3 separate regions of the Mus musculus genome follow, and all the other regions are linked to region 3. A link is a loop called in an ENCODE intact Hi-C map of the cell type or tissue named here. Cell type or tissue: heart. All regions are shown on one strand. Links, peaks and the distances in the headings refer to the core of each region. The heading gives the core; the rest is flanking DNA.

Region 1 (7,894 bases), core at 2,754-5,253, 300 kb before region 3:
GACCATCCAGAGACTCCCCCACCCGGGGATCCATCCCATAATCAGCCACCAAACGGAGACACTATGGCATATGCCAGCAAGATTTTGCTGAAAGGACCCTGATATAGCTGTCTCTTGTGAGGCTAGACCAGTGCCTGGCAAATACAGAAGTGGATGCTCACAGTCATCTATTGGATGGAACACAGGGCCCCCAATGGAAGAGATAGAGAAAGTACCCAAGGAGCTGAAGGGGTTTGCAACCCTATAGATGGAACAACAATATGAACTAACCAGTACCCCCAGAGCTCATGTCTCTAGCTGCATATGTAGCAGAAGATGGCCTAGTTGAACATCATTGGGAAGAGAGATCTCTTGGTCTTGCAAACTGTATATGCCCTAGTACAGGGGAACGCCAGAGCCAAGAAGTGGGAGTGGGTCGGTAGGGGAGCAGGGTTGGGGGAGGGTATAGGGGACTTTGGGATAGCATTTGAAATGTAAATGAAGAAAATATCTAACAAAAAAATTGAAAAAAAAAAGAGAAAGATTTTAAAAGTAAAAAAAAAAAAAATTCACAATGGAGCTGAAGAGATGACCCAGGGGCGAAGGGCTCTGGCTACTCTTAGAGAGGGCTAGGGTTCTATTTCTAGGACCTACTGAGCATCTATCTCTCTAACTCCAGCTGCATGGGTTCTAGCTTCTCCTGACTGCTTCAGGGATGGCATGTATGCAGTACATATACACACAAGTGAACACCCATATAAATAATAATTTTTAAAAATCCAAGGCAACTGATAAGAAACTAGTGAAGGAATGAGTTCTTGGTAGTAATCTCCCCCACTTGTTACTGACTTTGTGGCAGAAACTCTGCTCAGCACTTTATATTCACATCTCAACTAAGCTCTGCTGTCAGGCTTTCTCCACAGGAATGAGGAAACGGCTCTTGCTGAGAACAACTCTTGACTGGCAGGACCAGGTTTGAAACTTGTTTGGTCTGACTCATAGCTCATGCCAAGAAACACTGTTATCTTGTCTCCAAACAAATATTGACCTAAGATACTTTTTTCTTTTTCCAAAACAAAGATAAACAGTGACCAGGAAAGTTGTTCAGGGAGAAGGTGGCTTTCTTTGGTGGTGGGCATTGTTCAAATAGGGTATCGTCCGTCTTATTTAAAAGTCTATGTGCTTCAGGTGGACTAAATACATACACAAAGTAAACGAGAGTCTGCATCTTGAACAAGTCTGCAGAAGACAAAGGAAAGCCATCTTTGGGGCTGGAGAAATGGCTCAGCAATTAAATATGCTGGCTGTTCTTACAGAGGACCAGGCTCAGTTCTCAGCACCCATATAGCAGCCCCTAGCCTGTGACTGCAGTTTCAGGGAACCCAGCTCCATGGCCACTGCATTCTGCAGGCAAAACCCCCATACACATAAAATAAAAGTAAATTAATCTTTTTTTTTTAAAAAAGATAACTACCTTTAAAAGTCTGTCTTTCATTTGCTCTTTCTTTTAAAACACTATTTAGATTGCTTGTTACCTTTCTGTCAATATTATTCAGTTACAATATAATTGTAATTAATAATTAAAACTACCTTGATTGGATGGGTGTTATCATATTGCTGTGAAGAGGCACCATGACCATAGCAGCTCTTATAAAGGAAAACATTTAATTGAGGCTGGCTTAGAGTTTCAGACCTTTAGTCCGTTATCATCATGGCCTGAAGCATGATGGAATGCAGACAGACATGGTGCAGCAGCAGGAGACTCTGTGCCTTAACTGGGCATAGCTTGAGTTCTTCAAAGCCCATCCCCACAGGACACACTTCTTCCAGCAAGGCTGTACCTACTCCAACAAGGCCACACCCCTAAAAGTGCCACTCCCTGTGAGCTTATGAGGGCCATTTTCTTTTACTACCATGGGTGGCTTTTTGTGTTTCTCCTGCAAGAAGCTGTTAATGCTGCTTCCATTAGCAGCTGGTTCTGTTTGGATTGCTCGCAGCTGGTAGCTGAATACATAAAGACAGATTTTTGAACCATCTCTTAGGATGTGGGCATCGAATACCTTACTAGTATGCTCTAGTTTATTTTTAACTTCTGTTCTTTTGGTCCTGGAGACCCTTGGACTATCACAAAAGTTTTCTGAACATAAGGTCTTTACAACTTCCCTTCAGAAATGCTGGGAACAGCCTCACTTTCTCCTGCCCACCTCTGCTAATCTCTCTTACTCTGGAGGGTGCTGGGTGAGCCCAAGCATAGGAGGCTTATATATTAGGATGAGAGGAGACTTCAGAGGCCAATGAGCCCCCACTGCTTTCTTATGCGCTCCTTTCAGGACGCTGGCCCAGGATCTTGGCTATTTTCTTCTCAAACCCACAGACTCAGAAACAATGCAGAGCCCTGCAGCAGACAAAGGGGAATCGAGGAACAAGGCTGCCCCCGTGTGGTGTGAAATGTAAACAGGGAAACGTGAGAAATATGAAGTTGTAAAAGGTGAACTTCCATCAACTGTAATGTCATTTGCAAATTTTTTGTAATTGGTATCAGGCCCTAATAACTACAAAAATGCAAAATCCGTTTTAGATGACACCAGAAACTCATGGCACACCCATGAGGTATAGTAACCATAGAATAGCCTGAAATTCCAGGAAGAGAGTATAGTGGACAGGTGTCTTGTTCTACAGAAGCTAAGCCTCCAGTAGCCCCCCTGAGCTCTGCTCTGGTTTCAGTGTAGCAGACTGTGGACCGAGGTCTATTTTTGTTTACTTTTGTTACTTTTTGCTAGTTATGGTTTGAGATACAGTCTCACTACATGGCCCAGGTTGTTCTTAGACTCAGAGCTGCCTAAGCTTCCAGACAGCTGGGATTACCAAGGCACATCTGGTTTAAGCACAAAGTGGAGTCAAGAAAAATCCATTTCATAAACATATATCCTGGGTATGTAATGGTTCTAGCAAGTTAGCTCAGGGTAAGGAGCACACAATGGGAAAAAAAAAAAGCTTGCCAAAAAGTGTATGAGATAATATTTCCATCCCAGACTATTGCAGATAGCTGATAGAGTATACACATGAGTCTGCCCCCCTTCATTGGAATCTGTGAGGATGGGCAGAGGGCACCATACCAGTGGCTGCTCTCTGGTAAGCGAAAGGTTAGAGGTAAGCTCCTGTGTTCGACAGCTCAGCATCCCCATCCCCAAAGGATCCCAGTTACTTCAGTAGCTAAAAAGAGATGGAAAATAGACACTCCTTATTTTAGGTTTTTAAAAATATAAAATATAGAATAGTCAAAACCAACAAAACTGGTACCACAAACAAGGAAGAAAGGTTAGCCAGGAGGGCTCTGGGCTTGTGGCACTACCAGGAAACTAAATAATGCCTGGCTTCTGACCTATTTGGATTTAAAATCTATAGTTACCACCAAGGCACCACCTTGGTTACATTATTTAATGGCTTTAACCTTTAGTTTTTAATCCTGAACATGAAATCTCAATGCCTAGGTTGTGTCAAGGATTTCATCAGAGGACACAGGGCAATTAGCACTTGCCTAGCTCTTGCTCATAAATATTAGGCTAATTGAGTCACCCAGGAGCAGTAGTAACATGTGTATACCTAGACTCAGTGTGCCCACAACGAAGCTACTGAATTCACAGTGAAGAACTGCTCCCCTAAAATTTTAAGGTATTTCCAGGAGGGATTTTATGTACCTCGTAATAGTTGTTTACAGGCAGTACCTTAGTGGAGGTACCTGGAATTTAGAACATCAAAAAAACCCTACTTTCAGGATGGGAAGTCCAGCCAGAGATTGTTAATAGTGTGCTGGGTTTACAAAAATCTCATGGATCCAAGATTCACTCTTTCAGATGCATCACATGCTAGCTAGATGTCTTTGAACCTCAGTTTCCCTGCACAAGAATAATAGCTACAATTCATATACTGCTTACAAATATATCACATTGACTGTGATCCCAGGGATGTGGTATACGTAAATACCTATGTCAGAGAAAGCCTCAGTCAATACTTTTTTGTTCTCTTGAAAATCTTTGATGATGGTGGTGATGACAATGGAAACGTTCAAAGAAATCCTGAGATTTAGGAAGCTGATAGTGAGTTTATAGGGCCATTTGGCCTTCTGAGTAGAAAAATAAGGACCCAGGAAGACATATGTGGGAGTGGTCTCTTTACCAGAATGACAGATATTTCATTGCCTGCCCAAAGTGGGGCTGAATGTCCCGCAGCTTCGTGCTACACATGGTCAGTAGAGAGCGCCAGAGGGATGCAATAGGAGAGAGCTGCTTTCTAACAGGCCCACAAGCTTGTTTGCCAACCCTTTCAAGACAAGCTTGCTCAGAAGATGGGGCAGGCAGCAGCTATTAACAGCTAGAACAGCACTTTCATAGTGGGGCTTGCCAGCCAGCCATCTCCCCAGGAAGCTTTTCCGTAGTTTCTCAAGTGTGATGTAGGTGACTTTTCGTCTAACCCAGAGGGCAGATTCCCAGTATTTAGCAGCAGCAGTCTTTCCTACCCGCAGCTTCAGCCCACACTGCAGTGAAGTGTCTCCTGTCGGGGTACCAGTTCCAGCTGAAATTCTCAAGTTACCAGTTCCTGGTAGTGTGTGTCAGCTCTTACCATACATGAACCCTTTTGTCTGTCCAAATGACCTCAGAAGAGGTCTGGACCCAGGCTCTGGGGAGACAGATTCCCTTCCAAGGTTGTTCCCGCTAGAGGCATACTCGCTCAGCCCTATAGTGCTCCCTTTACAGCTAACCCTCGACCGGAGTTAAGTTTCTAAATGAAATTTTCTTGTTCAAACTGCTCTCTGGTAGGACAGGAGACTGTGAAAACCCAGCGAACTCTATTCCATGACAGAAGAATCATTCCTGGGACTGTATTTCCTCCACTGCCTACATCATCCTGGGACAATCTGGATGCTTATTGAAGATTTTTGTTCCTTTATATAAATCACATCCTTGCTATCGATCTATCCTTGGGTTGAGTGTAAAAACTGCTGAACAGTGGAACTGATAATGATGGGAGCCCACAAACGTTCTTCTGCAAGACTCTTGTGGTATTAGCTGGGTAATTGGGTTTCTGATTCCGGCTGAGCAGGAAAGAGTTCTTGGGAGAAATCGCATTTGCGTTGTACCTTCAAAAGAAAGGAACCTTGCAAAACTGCAATATAACTACAATCATGGGAACCCTCCAGGCAGAAGGAGAGGTGCAGACACACAGCCGTCCATTTGGGACAAACGTCTTGAGACAGCGATAGAGCCTGGAAGGTTTGAGTGCTGGGCACACAAGTACAGGAAGGCATGGAAGAATTCCATGAAGATTTGGCTTCTGTGTGGAATAGATTAAATTGGGACCTAAGCAAAGTCACTCATAAGAAAATTACTACAGTAACCATGATATAAGGAAATCCAAACCTACAATTGAAACATGGGAAGGGGAAAGGGAAAGAGAAAATCAGTACATAAAAACAATGTGTAGGAAGATCACAGTAGGCCCCAGGTGGGTGGCTGTGAGAGATGATCTTGACAAAGCTGGTGTGGCAACAGGAACAAAGAGTCATGGGGGAAAGTATTAACGTTGACTCTCTAGTCTGGGTGGAGCATACTATGATGAATGGAAAGTTCTGGGCTGGCAAGATGGCTCAGCAGGTAAAGGCTCTTGCCAACAAGCATGATGACCTGAGTTTAACCCCAGAGTGCCTATGGTGGAAGGAGAGAGCAGACTCTGAAAGCTGTGTGTTCGCACATATACACTGACACAGCATGAATAAATAAGTGGGGAAAGATTTAAAATAGAAAATAATTTATAGTCAGTATGAACCCCATGCTGATATAATCCAAGCTCTCTTTACTCCCAGTCTCCTGTCTCCTGTCTCCTGTTTCATCAGGGGAGTTTATCCTTAATCCCCTAAATGAATGTTTGTAAGCCCTACAAGTCCCATGCTAAGTCTGAGACACTATACAGTCCTCTAAGCCTCGGAGTAGTAATTCAGTAATGGGCGAGGAGAGTGGAAAGAGAAGATAGCTATATAAAAAAAATGTATCGGAAGACCGTTGTAGATGCCAGGTGGGTGGTTGTGAGAAGTGACCCAAACAAAGCTGGGTGTGCAGTGTGTGTGTGAACACTTGAAAAGCCCAGCTCCAGGCATCGTTAGACACTCTGCACTATATTGTTTGCTAAACCTCAGATCTGCTTGAAGAGGATCAAGAGCACATAATTGGCTTCCTTGGCTCTCTCTCCCTTTTCCTCTTCCTTTACCCCTATGTCTGCCAGTTTAAATAGGAAAGGATAGGTCCAGACCTATAGAGCAAGAACAAGATCGTACAAGAACTTATAATTTGGTTGCGTGATTGCTGGATCTGAAGTTACTCATAGCCATTTTAACTCTACAAAGCACTGTCATGTGTCTCTGGCAGATACAAGACATCACATTAGGAAACCACTTTAGTCAACACCTCCAAGATGCTCTGAGCATAGGTCTTGTTCCGGCATCTTCATCCCAACCTGCCACATAGAAAAAGACCTCTGTGATGCCCACAAAGGCCCTCCCCTTTGCAGGGACAACACTGTCACTCTCTGAGGACCCTCATTCATGTGACGGTGCTCTCTCTTTCTCCCCCTGTGATGAGGGTGGGTGACGCTCACAGTTCAGCCTCAGTCACATAGTGTCTTCTTTCAAAAGCCTCTCCTCAAACACTTCACATCCCCCACACTTTCCTATCCTTCTATATTCTGGATTAGAAAGGATGAAAGGGTTCAGTCAGTCTGGGGGCCACCTTCTTTTTAAGTACTTCATAAGGGACTGTGCTTTAAGTCCAGTATCTGTCATCTCCGCCTCGGCAGAAACTCCAGTATGAACATTCTTTGACATGAAGACTCCTTCAGTGATAAACTTTCAGAGTTCTTTGATGAAGCACAAAGGAAGTCAATGCTAAAACGTTGAATTAAAGTTTACATAAAATTTACTTATAAAAATGTGTATATTTAAATACCTAGAACTACATAATTTATGAAGTGTATTTGTGTGTGTCTGTGTTTTTATTCTAACTTTTTTTTTTTTTTTTTTGGCTTTTAGAGACAGGGTTTCTCTGTGTAACAGAGTCCTGGGTGTCCTGGATCCACTTCACAGACCAGGTTGGTCTCAGGCATCGACCTGCCTGTGCCTCTCAACTGCTGGGATTAAAGGGATGCGCCATCACTTACACTGATTCCAAGAAGATTTCAAAGCAGCCTTTAGAGGCTTGGTATATTGATTTCCTGCTAAAACAAACTTTGCTGCTCAGATGGACATAAGCCTGTTGTCTCGCAGTTCCAGAGGCTCTATCAAGTGTCTCTGGAATGATCCTCCTGGCAGCTCTAGGGAAGCAAACGTTTCCTCTGCTGGTCCTGAAGGCTGCCGGCATCGGTTTGGATGCCCCACGTTCCTCTGTAGTATGGCTTTTGTACCTTTCAGTGGCTGCTTGCACAAGCCACTCTCAGAACCATCAGAAAGGCTCTTAGCTGCCCTCTTCCGAGCGGAAGGGCCTCGGTGACTTTCCCTAGCCCCATCTGGATATTTTAAAGTTAGCTATGGCAGATGAGTAGGCTTAACTCCCTTCCATTGTGTATATCAGTCCAGGGTTAATCAGAGAAGCAAAACCGGTAGGAGACACATCTCAAGAGATTTGTTGTGGAAAATTGGCTAACATGGCTGTCAGGATAGCTAGGAAGGCACAAAGGGCAGGCTGCCATGGTCACCCAGGACAGGCAGACAGAGGATAATATAAGTTGCCTATTGAGCGGATTTCCATACAGGTGTGGCTGGAGGATGGAGCCAGTAGGGGGCAGTGCATTAAAGGGTCCGAGCTCTGACTGTGGTGCCCAGGAATAGGATCTGAACCTCCAACCCTGGCACCTGATGGGGTGGACCAGG
Region 2 (7,894 bases), core at 2,754-5,253, 460 kb before region 3:
AAAGCCAGGAGGAGTCTTGCGTTCCCAGTCCCAGGCCACTGCAGGTTCCTGGCTGATTATCTGTATCCCCAGGGCAGGGCACCTCAAACCTCGTCTGTGAGCATGTGTAGGTAGAGTGGGTGTGGAGGGGCAAGCGGGTTGAGGATAGGGGTGGACGGTGCAGAGTCTGTATCTGCAAATTATCCAGGGCAAAAAAAAAAAAAAAACCAAAAAACTGTGACTGGGTGAGTCTTCATATTCCATTTTATCCCCATCTCCAAAATGCACTGAATCTCACATATCTGATACTGCTATTCATACAAGAAGGGCTTTAAATGAGAGATGAGCATACGTAGTAACTCCTTCAGCCTCTACAAGAGCTAGGACGGGGGTAGCACTTCATTCCCTGGCCCAGAGGACAGCACTGTCCTCCCTCAGACACAGGGCCTATCTAAGAGCATTGCTGCTTTTCAGTTTGTCTCCATTAGTGACCTTAAGTTCCTTCCTGGGTTCCCAGCAGGGAGGTTTCACGTGGTCCCACCGAGTAGAGGAATCCACAGTCTGCCATGCCCCCGATGCCTGTGGGCTGACTGCGGTAAACATTTGCAGAGGCAGAGGGGAGTTCTTTAGGTGATTGCTGTGTCGCAGCCCTTTGCAGACTTTGCTGCCTTTGTCCTTCGTACACACTACTGCCTCAGATCCCCACAGTCCAGCTGTGACCAGCTGTCACCTTATGCCAAATGTGCAGAAGGCGTGACAATGCAGACTATCTTATATCTGCTCAGGAACCAGGCCTGGCTTCATGCTGGCTTCACTACCAGACTCCCTGCCCTGTCGGCCAGGCCAGCTCACTCCGCTGGGATCTGCAGCAGCCCTCTGGGGAACAGTCTTTGCTTGGAATTCTCAGTGTCTCTTGATCGTAGACAGACCTGTCTCACCATCACTGTTGAGGTTTTTATGTGCTCCGTGGAGCTGCAGTGCCACCAGTCCAGAAAGGATGGTGGCCTTTGGTGCCAGTTAGACAACAGTGTGCACTGTTCTTCAAAGGAGAGCAATTTAATCTGGCATCGTAATACTTGTGAGACATTGCTATATCCGATGTGTCCACTTAACCTGAGGCTGGTGGAATCAACTATCTATCATCTATCCTCTCTCTCTCTCTCTCTCTCTCTCTCTCAACTTTATTTGTTAGAGCAGTTTTAGGTTCCCAATAAAACTGAACAGAAAATTCAAAGACTTCTTGTTTATACCCCCACATGCAATCTCTCTCACTATTAGCACCCTGTATCAGAATGGCATGTTTGTTACATTAGCTAAACCTGCATCAAAATATCCATGACATTAGATGGATCCATGGGGCTGGGGGGGGGGGGGCAGGGGGAAGCTGGGCCAGGGTAAAAATCATCATCATCACCACCACCACCACCACCATCATCATCATCACACGTCTTCCATTAGAGTTTCACATTCAACACCTACCATTCTCCCAGAATCCTTCATGCTCTGCTCATTTACCTTTCTCCCTCCCTATAACACCCAACAACTCCTGAACCCTTTGCCGCCCCTTACTTTCCATCTGTGCTAGAGTGTTACAGATTTTGATTCACATAGTTACAGATTTTGAATCATACACATGACGAGTACATCCATGTAAATGAGCCTTTTCAGTCGGGATCCGTGGCTCCGGCTGCTTCTTAACATACTTCAGTGTGAGTCGGAGGTTGGGCCTGCCTGCTCCTCCGGCAAACCGGCAAACTTGAGTCCGCAAGCTTGTTTCATGGGAAGTCCCATCCCTCCTTCCCACCCAGCATCAATCTACTTTAGAACAAGAACTCAGAAATGAGAGGGCATCACAGAGTACAACTGTGTATTTATTTAAATTTAATACAAGCCCTAGCATTTCCTAGGGGGGAAAGTGAGTATTATCCACTGGATATGTGGCACATGTTCTATACAAGTTGAATCTATAATTCTTTTTTTTGTTTGTTTGTTTTTGGGGTTTTTTTTTGTTTTTGTTTTTCGAGACAGGGTTTCTCTGTGTAGCCCTGGCTGTTGTGGAACTCATTCTGTAGACCAGGCTGGCCTCGTTCTCAGAAATCCGCCTGCCTCTGCTTCCCAAGTACTGGGATTAAAGGCATGAGCTACCACTGCCTGGCTTATAATTCATATTTTAATGAACACACTTAAATAACATATATATTATGCAGTACTTTGCCAGGGGGAACAGACGTTGGACTACTTCATTTATAATCTAGAGTCTGTCATGATGCTCAGGAGGCAAAGGTGTTGGCCATCAAGCCAGTGGACCCCAGCTTTATGCTGGGAACCCACATGAAGTTTCCTACGCAAGCCTTACAAAATAGATAAATGTTTATTTAAAAAATGTTCTTTAATTTTCTTTTAAGATAACAGCTTTAAAATGCCTGAAAATGCACAGAGTTTTTAAGGATTCTTTCATAGTGTTCACGCATGTTAGGACTATCTAGAAGCAACTGAGCGAAGGACCTGAGCTCACTCCATCTCCCGTACAATGCCCTAACCAGGATGTAACAGCAGGATGCTCTCAGTCCGCAGATAACCCAGGAAATGTTCACCCTGGTCGCTACCATAAGACAATCAGGGTGAGAAGCATTTAACAGAGATTTGGGTGACGACCGAAAAAACTTCTCTTGAAGTAGTTACCCTGCAAAATGTACTCATTCATTAATTTCCTGAGCCAAAGGCAACTATGGACATGTTCTATATTTTTAATTGCCTTCCGTGGTGTTTAAATGTTCCATAGCATAGAGAGAAAAGCAAAAAGGGAACACCTTCAAGGGAGCAGGAAAGAGAAATCAGATTCACGAGGGTTCGGTTTACCTTTGTCCTCGTCTTGGATAGGTGAAGTGAGACCGATGCTTGCCCGACCCCAGAACAGTGGCCCACGAGGACAGTGGTGTGAGTGGTTTATGCTTCTGTGTTTTTTGGATAACTAAAGTCAAAGCACTTAACCAGATGTAAGGGCACGGGACTGAAGTCCCAGCATTTGGGAGGTTGAGGTGGGAAGGTCAGGAGTTCAAAGCCATCTTCCTTGGCTAAACAGTGAGTGTGAAGCCAGCCAGGCTGCCGAGGACCTCCATTCTTTCACAGTTTGTGGAAAGGAGATGTTCAGAAAGCAAGAAAAATGACTGTTTGTATCTGTCCAGCCCATGAGTGGTGAGCAGGATTCTGGAGGTAAGGAGGATATTGAAGGTTTCCCAACAATCTGAGAACAGATTGTAGGACATTATTTTCCCCCACTTGCCTGAGATAATACAGACCTATTTTCCCCACTTGGCTTCTATTCTGCCGTAAACACCTTAAAGCAAGATGGATGATGTGATAAAGCATTTCAGCCAGTTCATGCCCAAGGCCTTAAATACTGTATTGCCACGTAGAAAGAATTTACTGTGAAGTGCAAGGTAGCCAGCACAAGGGATGGGACTCACAATGGTCTCGTGAACATGTGCTGCTGTAGAGACTCTACAGTCTTCAATTTATCGGGAGCCAGCCCAGGCTACCAACACATTTAAGTCTTAAGACTTAATGTTTCTTTGCAGATAGTTTCTCATGCCCAAGGTAGGCTCGAGTGGTGTATTCTGAAACTTACATTCTATCTCAAGTCTCCGTAAAAGCCAAAATAAAATTTCTGCAAACATTTAAAATCATAACACTAAGGAAGCTATATGGAACTAAAAAACAAAGTGTCCTTATGAAATAGTGTTTGGAACCTAGAGAGCTATGGAAAGTTGTTTGTTGGATATGTTATGAGAAGATAAAGAAACCCAGATCAAAGACTTGTCTCTGTAATTCACATTTAGAAAGGAAGAGAAGGCAAGGGATTGGTGCAGAGATAGAAGCCAGAAAAGTCTCTTTTATTCTGGTCTCACCCTTTGCTTTGCACCAGGCTCAGTGTAGGCATATGGCAAGTATTTGGATGGGTGGATGGAAAGATGGTGGATGGATGGATGGGTGGATGGATGGATGGATGGATGGACTGATTTCCAAATGAATAACAACTTCTCTTTTCTCTAGGTTCAAAGACACCTAGACAGGCTCAGAGGCAGCACAGGCAGAGAACTAATGGGTCTCACAGAAGTTACACGCAGTTGGAGGATGATGAAAGCAGATCAAGTTCAAGTGGGACCCTCTGTCCATTCCTCTAGTATTACCCCATTCTCTTCTCTGTCCTTGCAACTGGAAACCTGCCCTTCCCTTACTATATCAACAGGGGGCAGCAGAGAAGAGGAAATGTAGGCTCCTGGCCCTGTGAGCTAAGGCTCTCTGCCCCCAGCCTCCAAGCCACACAAACATCTCAAAGCAGTTTTCCTCACCTATGTACTTTTAAAGGTTAGGTGGGAGGAATTTAAAGTGTGCTTGTTCACGGCAAACTCTTGTTAGTTTCTCTCCACTGTGTTGGTCACCAAACTGCTGCCACATGCTCGTTTAAATGGATAAACAGGCAAGTAGATTAGACCCAAGTGTCTTTTTAAAGGTTCTGAGAGTAGAATATAATAGGAAGAATCCCTTAATCATTTGGATTATAATCAAGATTCCCCAATACGCTGTTATTATAGTTGTTGTGTGTAAGGTACTAGAGGTTTCACAAATGCTATGTGAGTGCTCTACCACTGAGCCAAATCCCTAGCAACTCTGTCCTCTTTTTATCTGTTAAGAATTTCTGCTAACATCTTGAGGGACGGGAGCTCTTCAGAACACATCAGAACTGTCATTTCAGCAGATCCATTCCTGACTTTATAGTAAAGTTAATTATCTCAGCCTTACAGTACCTTCTCTATCAACAAGGGCAGGACTGGATCACTGGCCAGTGTCATTAATGAGGATAAACTATCTAAAGACGGAGTTTGGGAAATGTTACCTTAGACCTGCCATTTCTCTTCCTGATAGCTGTCACCAAGTCTGGGATGGAAGACCAGCCCCCATACTTTCCCTTGGGAGTTACTATTTTTGCTGGGTGTGTGGCTTTCTGGAATGTTGAATTGTAAAACTCTGATGAACCTTAGCTTATTGGGGACCCCCGAGGGAACAACGTGGAGCCAGGGATCGATAAAAAAGAAAGAGGAATTTATTGTGTTGTTCCAGCATGCTGGGGCCATCATCCTGCACGGGAAGGAGGGGTAGCGACCCCTGGCAGCCTGTTTGTTGAGTTTTTATACAGTTTCCAGGGGCGCAATAGAGCATCAGCAACTAGGCACCCTATGATTGGAGGTACAGTGCACCATTTAAACTGATTGGTCTTTAGGGAATGAGGTAGTAGGGGCTTAATTAGCCTCTTTCTTCCAGCCTACATGCTCTCTGTCCTGTCTCTTCTAGGAGGGGAGGGGTATGATGGAATTTTCCAACGTCTCTGAGAGCCAACCTCTTTCAACCAATAGTTCAGACTATTGTAAAGCCTGGAGATTTAGGGACCTTGTTGGTTTCTCTCCACTGTACTGGTCACCACACTGCTGCCACATGTTCGTTAAACCTTGTTGATTAAGAGACAGTAGAGTTTGAATGGACAAATGGGCAAGCAGATTAGGCATCATGGCTGGATTCTCATCTACTGGCTGCTGTTGCTGTCACCACCCATCCTCCAGGGGAGGGAGAGAGACAAATAGTGTTTATGTACCACGTTCACAATTTTAAGATGACTTCCAATCCTCCATCTGATTTTTATCTTAAGTAAAATTTTTTGAGAGAATGCATATTAGGAAATCTTTACACTCTGGATAACATTTGCCAAAAAGAACTGTGGCTTTACAGACGATCACCCAACTATTAATCAAGGGAAAAAGAAAGGATAGAGACTTGTAAAGCACCTGGAGAGTTCAGGAGAATCAGGTGCTAGGGGCTAGAAAGAAACAAAACAAAACAAACAAAAACAAAACAACAACAACAAAAAAACAAACCCATCTTCTGCCAAGTTCCTCAATTCCTCCAACCCTCTTTACATGAATTATTAATATAATGTAAACAGTGAATTAATCCCACAGTTGTATTTTTTTTATATTAGGGTAGTTCCCAATAATTACACAGGGAAACCAAAATTTATTTAAAATTGTACCTCAATAGGTGAGCAGTTAAATGATTTACCTCAGCCTCCTATGCTAATCTGCCTACCCCCCCCCCCCCACACACACACACAGCCCCATCTCATGATATTGCATATTATTATTGATCTGGTTCTTTGGGCTTCAGGTGTGTTTTCATGATCTTTCTCTGGACTTCCTCCAGCTCCCACTGCTCCATCTTCCTGGCTGATCCAAATCTCCCTCTCTCCCTCTCTCCCTCTCTCCCTCTCTCCCTCTCTCCCTCTCTCCCTCTCTCCCTCTCTCCCTCTCTCCCTCTCTCCCTCTCTCCCTCTCTCCCTCTCTCTCTCCCTCTCTCCCTCTCTCCCTCCCTCTCTCCCTCCTCCCTCTCTCCCTCCCTCTCTCCTTCTCTCTCTCCCTCTCTCCCTCTCTCTCTCCCTCTCTCCCTCTGGTTAGCAGACATCCCTCACTATTCTCCATTCTGTCCAGCCATTGTGTGATCAGTATTTATTGACAAGGCAGAGAATAAATAGTAAGAATTATTTACACAAACTTGAGATAGGAGATTATACAAGGGCAGAGAAATCAGCAATTGAGTCACACAAGGGTAAACTTTACACAGTACACAAAAATCATTACGCCTGCACACCTGTTTTCCACCAGTTGTTAGGAATAGCTATGTAGCTTCCGCTCAACTCGAGCCCCGAGCTACCTTGCCAGCAGAGTCTTGCCCAACACCCGCAAGGACCCACACGGGACTCCCCATGGGATCCTAAGACCTCTGGTGAGTGGAACACAGCGCCTGCCCCAATCCAATCACGCGGAACCTAAGACTGCAGTACATAGGGAAGGAGGCTACCCGGGCCTGATCTGGGGCACAAGCCCCTTCCGCTCGACTTGAGCCCCGGGCTACCTTGCCAGCAGAGTCTTGCCCAACACCCGCAAGGGCCCACACGGGACTCCCCACGGGATCCTAAGACCTCTGGTGAGTGGAACACAGCGCCTGCCCCAATCCAATCTTGCAGAACCTGAGACTACGGTACATAGGGAAGCAGGCTACCCGGGCTTGATCTGGGGCACAAACCCCTTCCACTCCACTCGAGCCCCGAGCTACCTTGCCAGTGGAGTCGCCTGACACCCGCAAGGGCCCACACAGGATTCCACACGAGATCCTAAGACCTCTAGTGAGTGGAACACAACTTCTGCCAGGAGTCTGGTTCGAACACCAGATATCTGGGTACCTGCCCTGCAAGAAGAGAGCTTGCCTGCAGAGAATACTCTGCCCACTGAAACTAAGGAGAGTGCTACCCTCCAGGTCTGCTTATAGAGGCTAACAGAGTCACCTGAAGAACAAGCTCTTAACAGTGACAACTAAAACAGCTAGCTTCAGAGATTACCAGATGGTGAAAGGCAAACGTAAGAATCCTACTAACAGAAATCAAGACCACTCACCATCATCAGAACGCAGCACTCCCACCCCACCTAGTCCTGGGCACCCCAACACAACCGAAAATCTAGACACAGATTTAAAAACATTTCTCATGATGATGATAGAGGACATCAAGAAGGACTTTCATAAGTCACTTAAAGAATTACAGGAGAGCACTGCTAAAGAGTTACAGGCCCTTAAAGAAAAGCAGGAAAACACAGCCAAACAGGTAGAAATCATTAAAGAAAAACAGGAAAACACATCCAAACAGGTGATGGAAATGAACAAAACCATACTAGAACTAAAAGGGGAAGTAGACACAATAAAGAAAACCCAAAGCGAGGCAACGCTGGAGATAGAAACCCTAGGAAAGAGATCTGGAACCATAGATGCGAGCATCAGCAACAGAATACAAGAAATGGAAGAGAGAATCTCA
Region 3 (7,894 bases), core at 2,041-4,540:
TCTTCCAGGCCCTGAGCGTTTGCCTTGGAGATGCTGAGTCAGAGAATTAGACTCTTAGGAAAAACTACTTTTCATAATGGCTCCAGTGTTTATTAAAATCACCAATATGCACTCATTCAAGTTTCATAATGTCCTCAAGTAAAATTAGATAGTTCGTTGATTTCTAAATAGTTTTAGTTTGCTTACATTTCATAGTCGCACTGTTTGGTGATGAGGACGGATGCATTCACATGTTTATTTCCTAATATTCTTTGTCCTTTGTAAATGTGTTGGTTCCAGTGAAGAAAATACAATTCAGGTGGTTGGATGATAATCACGAAATGTGTTCTTGACTAGAAACTGAGCAAACTTCCAGTGTTCTTATAGTTTCTACCATGTTATCCTAAACACAGTTCTCCTTTGAAGTAGAAATTTTGATTAAATTGGCTTGTAGGCCACTGTGTATTGATGTGAGATGTCTTAGCTGTAATATTGTGGCATTATCTGTAGGAATTATGACTATGTTATTCTCAAATCTTTGAACAGATTTGGTTTATTTGGCTTTCCAAATTGTGCTGTGTTAATGACAAGCAGTCATAAGTACTTCAATTCAGTAGATTATCTTCTAAAATTTTGAAATCTCCTAAAGTTATTTTAAATGTTTTAAGACTTGAGAATTCTTTATAGCTAAAATCTCTGTAACTATCTGAATGATTTTGAGTGAATTGTGGTTTGCAATACATAGAATAATTTCTGAATATTGTATTAGCTTTTAAACTTGTTTTGAGGAGGAGGTAGAAGTAGTGGTTATGAATGGCCGAGAAGCACCTGAAAAAATGTTCAACATCCTTAGTCATCAGGGAAATGCAAATCAAAACAACCCTGAGATTCCACCTCACACCAGTCAGAATGGCTATGATCAAAAACTCAGGCGACAGCAGATGCTGGCGAGGATGTGGAGAAAGAGAAACACTCCTCCATTGCTGGTGGGATTGCAAGCTGGTACAAATACTCTGGAAATCAGTTTGGCGATTCCTCAGGAAATTGGACATAGTACTACTGGAAGACCCAGCAATACCTCTCCTGGGCATATACCCAGAAGATGTTCCAACCGGTAATAAGGACACATGCTCCATTATGTTCATAGCAGCCTTATTTATAGTAGCCAGAAGCTGGAAAGAACCCAGATGTCCCTCAACAGAGAAATGGATACAGAAAATGTGGTACATTTACACAATGGAGTACTACTCAACTATTAAAAACAATGAATTTATAAAATTCTTACACAAATGGATGTATCTGAAGGATATCATCCTGAGTGAGGCAACCCAGTCACAAAAGAACACACATGATATGCACTCACTTATAAGTGGATATTAGCCCAGAAACTTAGAATACTCAAGATACAATTTGCAAAACACATGAAATTGGAGAAGAAGGAAGACCAAAGTGTGGATACAGATAATCCAGAGATTGTTCCACTTGGGGATTCACGCCATAAACAACCACCAAACCCAGACACTAGGCAGATGCCAATAAGAGCCTGCTGACAGGAGCCTGATATAGCTGTCTTCTGCGAGGCTCTGCCAATGCCTGGCAAATACAGAAGTGGATGCTCACAGTCATCCATTGGATGGAGCACAAGGACCCACCCCAATTAAGGAGCCAGAGAAATATCCAGGGAGCTGAAGGGGACTGAAGCCCCACAGGAGGAACATCAATATGAACTAACTAGTACCCCCAGAGCTCCTTGGACCTATACCACCAATCAAAGAAAACACATGGTGGAACTTGTGGCTCTAGCTGCATATGTAGCAGAGGATGGCCTAGTTGGTCATCAATGGGAGGAGAGGCCCTTGGTCCTGTGAAGGCTCAATGCCCCAGTATAGGGGAATGCCAGGGCCAGGAATGGGAGTGGGTGGGTTCAGGAGCAGGGGATGGGGGGAGGGGATAGGGGGGTTTTGGAAGGGAAACTAGGAAAGGGAATAATATTTGAAATGTAAATAAAGAAAATATCTAATTTTAAAAATAAGAGGTAGTGGTTATAGCTTACCTTTCAGAGTGGGTTTTATGGACACAGGGCCTATTATGTTTCTGATAAGGTTTCAAGAGTGTTAGAAGAAAAATTAAGGTCGGTAATACTTTAATTGATGCCAGAGCATCAATCTTCCTTATCAATGCTGAGATATCAGGGAAAGTTAGATTTTCATAAATAAAAGAAGGAAAAAAGAGAAATAAATAAATAATTATTTTCATGTAACATGTTTTTGCTCTCTTTGTTCCAGGCCCCTGTGCCATCCTTCAAGCCATCTACCCCAAGTTCATATCCCCAGGCCCAGAGAGATACTCTGTAGCGACTTCTTGTTGCTGTGGCTTTTTGAGTTTCATTTACGTGAACCCTATTTAATTCTATTTTGCAAGACTGAGCGTGGCGTGTCCAGGTTTGGCTGAGGGGAGGGCTGGACTTCAGTGGAAGCTGACTTGGAGGATGCCTTCCCACGCGTGACACATGTTCCATCCCTTGATCAATCGTGACACACCCCGCCGGGGCTGTTCATGGGAACTGAGCTTCTAGGCTGCACACAGCCTCACACCTCAGTGGAACAACTACACACCAGTGGTCAAATGATGACATTACTCATAGCATATGAGAAACGCTCATAGATTCTTAGACAGTCTCTCACATATGCAGATGTACACACTCCATATTCGTATGCACACACAAATTAGTGTACTTATTTTTATGTAGAAACTGGAATTTCCTGCAAGGTTTTCTTCAGAAGTATTATTTGTCCGAGTTCTTGGAAACAATATCACCCTTATCTGGCAGATAGTGGCAGTAAACACCTCGGTTCCCAGCAGGGAAGTTGCTGCTGTACAAAGGGAACAGCCGTGTTCAAAGGCCCAAACATTTCCTCTTCTGGGTGTTCTGACTTCTATTGATCTTCGATTCAGAGTAAGTCAGAACTCAAACGGCTTGCATAAGTTCTAAATGAAATAAAACATCCGATAGAGAAAGCACGTCGTGGCTGTTCCACAGGAGAACATTTCCTAAAGTTATTTTAAGCGTTGATTTGGATACTGGGACTCATGCTCGCTTTGTTAACCTTAGACAGAACGCCCTCGCCCCCTTGTGTTCGTCTGCGGTATTGCCCGTGGGAAGACAAAACCAAAGTTTCCATGAAGGGTAGGAGAAAGGTGACTGAATCAAGATTCAGTGATCCACTTACTTCTAGGACAGTAGTGTGAGGTCTTCCTGTAAACCTATGTAAGGGACAGCTTTACATCACAGACCTTAGATTTGGTTGCCGCGATTTGCTTTGTTTTTCTTCAGTCCTGAGCCACCTTATATAGTCACTCCAAGGTTTGGACCTTTTGGCATCTCAAAGTCAGTGGCTACTGGTGAAGAAAAAAAAAATTATTCCGCTTCTGTGATATGTTTGGCATTGTTTTAAATGCCAAAAGAATCGGGGAAGGGGGCACTTATCTTTCTGTTACCTGTTCTGGAATCTTTGTTTGGCGGAGGAACCTCATCTTCCACGGGCTTAAGGTAAGAAACTGCTTCCTGTTCTTAGGCGATACCAGCCATATCTGGACTCTTCTAAGTTCTGAGCATCCTCAAAGTTGTCTTGAATGTATTCGATAGTCATTCTCTATGCGATTTCCACATAGCACCAACCAATTCCAGAAGCTATGGTCCGAATGTGCATCACATGTCACTTCAAGTGACTTCCATGTGGGCTGCTTGCTGCCAAAGGGCAGGCTGAGCAACCCATTGCTTTGGGCATGCGCGTTTCCACTTGGTCAGTGACTGACAGACTGACTAATCTTTCCCAGCATTGTTCAACCCCTTGGAACTGACGGCCCTGCTTTGTATGGGGGTCATAGCAGAAGCTTTTGGCTGGGGAAATGATTCATTGCATCAGCCAAGCACCCAAGAGGCATGGTGAGGACATTTGCAGCAGGAAGGAGAAAATGTCAAAGATAAGGATATACACACTGGGAAGATGCAGCATAATACCACAGGCAAGGTCCACTAACACAGATCAGCTCAATGGCACGGCTATGGGACCAACACAGGACGCAGTCTCTAGTGTTGCCACAAGCCATGTGTGCCTGGTTTGTATTACCTGGTTCCTGTGCTTGGCACTATAATATGGCTGGACTGGACAGTCCTCAAAGGAGTTAGAGGGATTCTTTGTGTTTCTTTGTTTCTTTTGTCACTTTATTGTCTGACTGCAGCCCCCCTTGCAGCTCCTTCCCCTTCCCTTTCTCCTCTGTGAAGGAGGTCAGCCCCACCCCCAGAATCAGCCCACCCTTGCACATCAGTTACTTCATGACCAGGCTCATCCTCTCCCACTGAGGCCAGACAAGGTGGCTCAGCTAGGGGAACAGAATCCACAGGCAGGCAACAGAGTCAGGAATAGACCTTGCTTCATTTATTGGGGGACCTGCATGAAGGTCAAGCTGCACATCTGCTACCTCTCTCTCTCTCTCTCTCTCTCTCTCTCTCTCTCTCTCTCTCTCTCTCTGTGTGTGTGTGTGTGTGTGTGTGTGTGTGTGTGTGTGTATGTGTGTAGTAGGTCCAGCCCATGCTTGCTCTTGTGGTTCAGTCTCTGGGAGCTCCAAAAGTCCAGGTTAGTTGTCTATTGGTCTTCTTGTGGAGTTCCTATCATCTCCGGTTTCCTCAATCCTTCTCCCAACTAATCCACAAGACTCCCTGAGCTCCATATAATGCTTGGTTATGGGGCTCGGCTTCTGTTTCATTGGCTGCTGGGTGGAGCCTCTCAGAGGCCAGTTATACTAGGCTCCCATCTGCAAGCATAACAGAGTATCATTGATGGCATCAGGGTTTGGTTCTCACCCATAGGATGAATCTCAAGTTGGACCAGTCATTGTTGGCCATTCCCTCAGTTTCTGCTCCATCTTTGTCCCTGCGCATCTTCTAGGCAGGGCACTTTTTGAGTCAAAGGTTTTATGTGTGAGTTGATGACTTTATCCCTCCATAGGGAGTCCTGCCTGGCTAAAGGAGGTGGTCACCTCAGGCTCCATATCTCCCATTGCTAGGAGTCTTAGCTAGAGCCACCTCATAGACTCCTGGGAGCCCCCCCCCCCCATCTCAGGTCTCTGGCATGTCCTAGAGATGGCCCCTGCCCCAGGAGTTAGAGTTAAGAGTTTTTGTTTTTTTATTTTACGTATATGAGAACACTGTACCTGTCTTCAGACACACCAGAAAAGGACAGCAGAATTTATAGATGGCTGTGAGCCACCATGTGGTTGTTGGGAATTGAACTCAGGACCTCTGAGCCATCTTTCCAGACTGGAGTTAGAGTTTTTAAAGTTATCATTGATGCAGAATTCCAAATTTGAAACAAAGTAATTCAGGACTTGAAAAAAAAAGTGTCTTAATGACTGCAAATCTAGAAGGAAGTCAGAGGCAGGGCTCCACAGGCCATTGTCTGTTAGTTCTTGCTGCTTCTGCTGTATGGCAACTGACATGTTGCAAATGAAAATGAGGTCTTCAAATCTAGTCAGCTAAAGCCCCAAAGCCCCAGAGCTCTGGGGTAAAGGACGCAGTTGTCTCATGAAACCGAGGCTGCTCTCTTTGTGTAACACCCTCTTCCCTTTTGTATCCTACACATAGACACACAATAGCTACACCTCTCAGGACTGTGGCACTGCTTAAACATCTGAGATGAGAAGGGTATATGATCATGTCCACCGTGTCCTCTGAAGCTCCTGTTTGTACCTTCACTGTGGAATTTCCTCCAGAGGGCTTTGTTAGCTGTGTTCATTTTACGTCCGTTCCCCTTGGCCTTCAATACAGTGAGTGTCTTCTCCTTTGTGTGTCCTTAGCATTTAGGGTCAGACCTGTTTCAAAAGGTATTTCAGAAGATGAGTGGAGAAATTAAGGAACAGCAAAAACAGATTTCAGCAAGTAAACGCTGGATAAACTGGGGCCACACCCCCTTCTATATACGCTAACTAGGTGACTACAAGTTTCATTTTGGCATGGACTGTCAGGGACTTCAATACATTAAAAATAAATATAAAAAGCCCCCTTTCAAGTATTAGGTAACAAAGAAAATGGAATTTAGAAGAGGGATCCATGAGTCATAAAATTAAGTCACACTCTTCAAGTTTGTCCACAGCCTGAAGATTTCACAGAAAATCTGTGTTCAGTACTAAGAAGGCTAGCCAGTTTCTGATGTCAGGTTATGTAGGTGAGTAAGATAGAAATAGATTCTATTTCATGCTTTTTAGGAAATCTTTTCCTTTCCTCACCATTACTTGAAGAAAAAAAAGCTGCCCCAACATGCACAGACTCCAGTCCATATTTTCAACAGGGAACAAGTGTATTCATTGCTATATAAGAAAATCTAATAAAATAACTTATCTGTTATCTTCTAGTGTATGTATATGCTTACACATGTTTAGAAGCACCCATGTGGTATGGGTGTGTGCACATGTATGTGTGCATGAACATGTGTGTGTTGTATGTACATACATATTTGCAGGTGAATGTGTGTTTTATTATGGTGTATGTGTGAACATACATGAGTGTATGTGAATGTGTGTGTAATATATATATATACATATATATATTTGCAGATGCAAGTGTGTATCATATGCTGTGTGTAAATGTATGTGTGCAAGTGAATGTGTATGCTGTGCATATTGTATGTGTTTGTACATACATGAGTGCATGTGAATCCATGTGCCATGTGTGGGAATGTGGTGTGTGCACACATACATGAGTGCAGGCACAGGCATGTATGTATAAAAGCAAAATGAGATTTCATAAACTTAAGACTGTGCATCTGAAGAAATGAGTAGGTTTGAAAGGACCTTTTCAGAATTGTAGAAAGTACTTATGAAATATATTTCTGATAAGTGATAATCCTCTGGCACACATGAGAAACATCTGTTAGAATTAAATAACAGCAATAATAGAGGCAATCCAATCAAATATGGAGAAAAAGTTTGAAAGCATATTTCTCAAAGAAGACAACTGGCCACAGGTGTCAGTGGAAAGATGCTTAGCATCCTACTAGAGAATTACAGGTCAAAAGCATGATAAGTTCTCACCTCATTAAGACAGCCACTGTCAAAACCCAGAAACTAACAAATGTGTTCAAAGATGCAGAGGACCTGAGATCTCTGTGTCCAGCTGTACACGAACTGTGCAATGGCACAGCTGTGATGCACGGGAAGTGGCATTGTGGCTCCTCCAAAATTACAGATGCATCTAGGACATGTGGAGCCAGGAGCCACACAGTGGAATACACAGCTAGACACACCTGAGGTGGGCCCGGAGAACATACTCTCATACTCTTGTTAATTGTGACTGTATTAGAAGTGAGTCCATGGAAACAACCCCAGTGACTATCAATAGAAAACAGTGGCTGGAGAGATGGCCTGAGTTCTAATCTCCAGGGCATAAGCAAAGAATTATCAGGCACAGTTGCACCTGGGCAAAGACACGGCTGGAGAAGCAGAGACAGAGGCTCACCAGACGTGCTGATCGCGTGCGCACACGTATTTATACATAACACGTATATAGTCAGACAGAGATGGAAATTACCTCATTGCTATGTAGATGCAATAGGCTAATAGACGTAGGCTAAGTGAATAGAAAGATACTGTGTGATTTCATTCATACAGAGTAGCTGAACTATTTATGTCACAGAAACATCACTTAGAGTTGTGGTTGCCAAAGACCAGGGTATGGAGAGGAGAGAACAGATATTTAGCCTGTATAGAATTTCAGTTTTGCAAAGTGAGAGAGTTCTAGATCCACGTTGCGTGACAGTGTGAATATGCTTACTGCCACTAAACAACACATTTAAAAGCAGCATGGTAAGTTTAACACTGAGTGAGTTTTGCCACAATAATAATAATAATAATAATAATA

The links. Hi-C counts contacts between places; a loop is a spot of excess contacts. Peaks named below come from ENCODE experiments on the same cell type or tissue, not always from the same donor. Only the 100,000 strongest peaks of a DNase experiment are listed, where the experiment ranks them.
Region 1: a loop joins it to region 3, with 9 times the contacts of the local background. A loop is called at or near these places in 34 of 42 quality-filtered maps.
Region 2: a loop joins it to region 3, with 10 times the contacts of the local background. A loop is called at or near these places in 4 of 42 quality-filtered maps.

What each region holds. Positions count from the first base shown.
Region 1 is chr10:22,773,861-22,781,754 of GRCm38, forward strand. No RefSeq gene overlaps it. Among named protein-coding and RNA genes, the nearest start is that of Gm10824, 36 kb to the right of the region's middle. In heart, for the core only: a CTCF peak has its summit at 4,232 (motif pointing right); no DNase peak of the experiment used is centred there.
Region 2 is chr10:22,614,803-22,622,696 of GRCm38, forward strand. No RefSeq gene overlaps it. Among named protein-coding and RNA genes, the nearest start is that of Gm40612, 5.3 kb to the left of the region's middle. In heart, for the core only: a CTCF peak has its summit at 4,227 (motif pointing right); no DNase peak of the experiment used is centred there.
Region 3 is chr10:23,078,361-23,086,254 of GRCm38, forward strand. No RefSeq gene overlaps it. Among named protein-coding and RNA genes, the nearest start is that of Gm35179, 80 kb to the left of the region's middle. In heart, for the core only: a CTCF peak has its summit at 3,115 (motif pointing left); a DNase peak (open chromatin) is centred at 3,111; H3K27ac peaks cover 322 bases.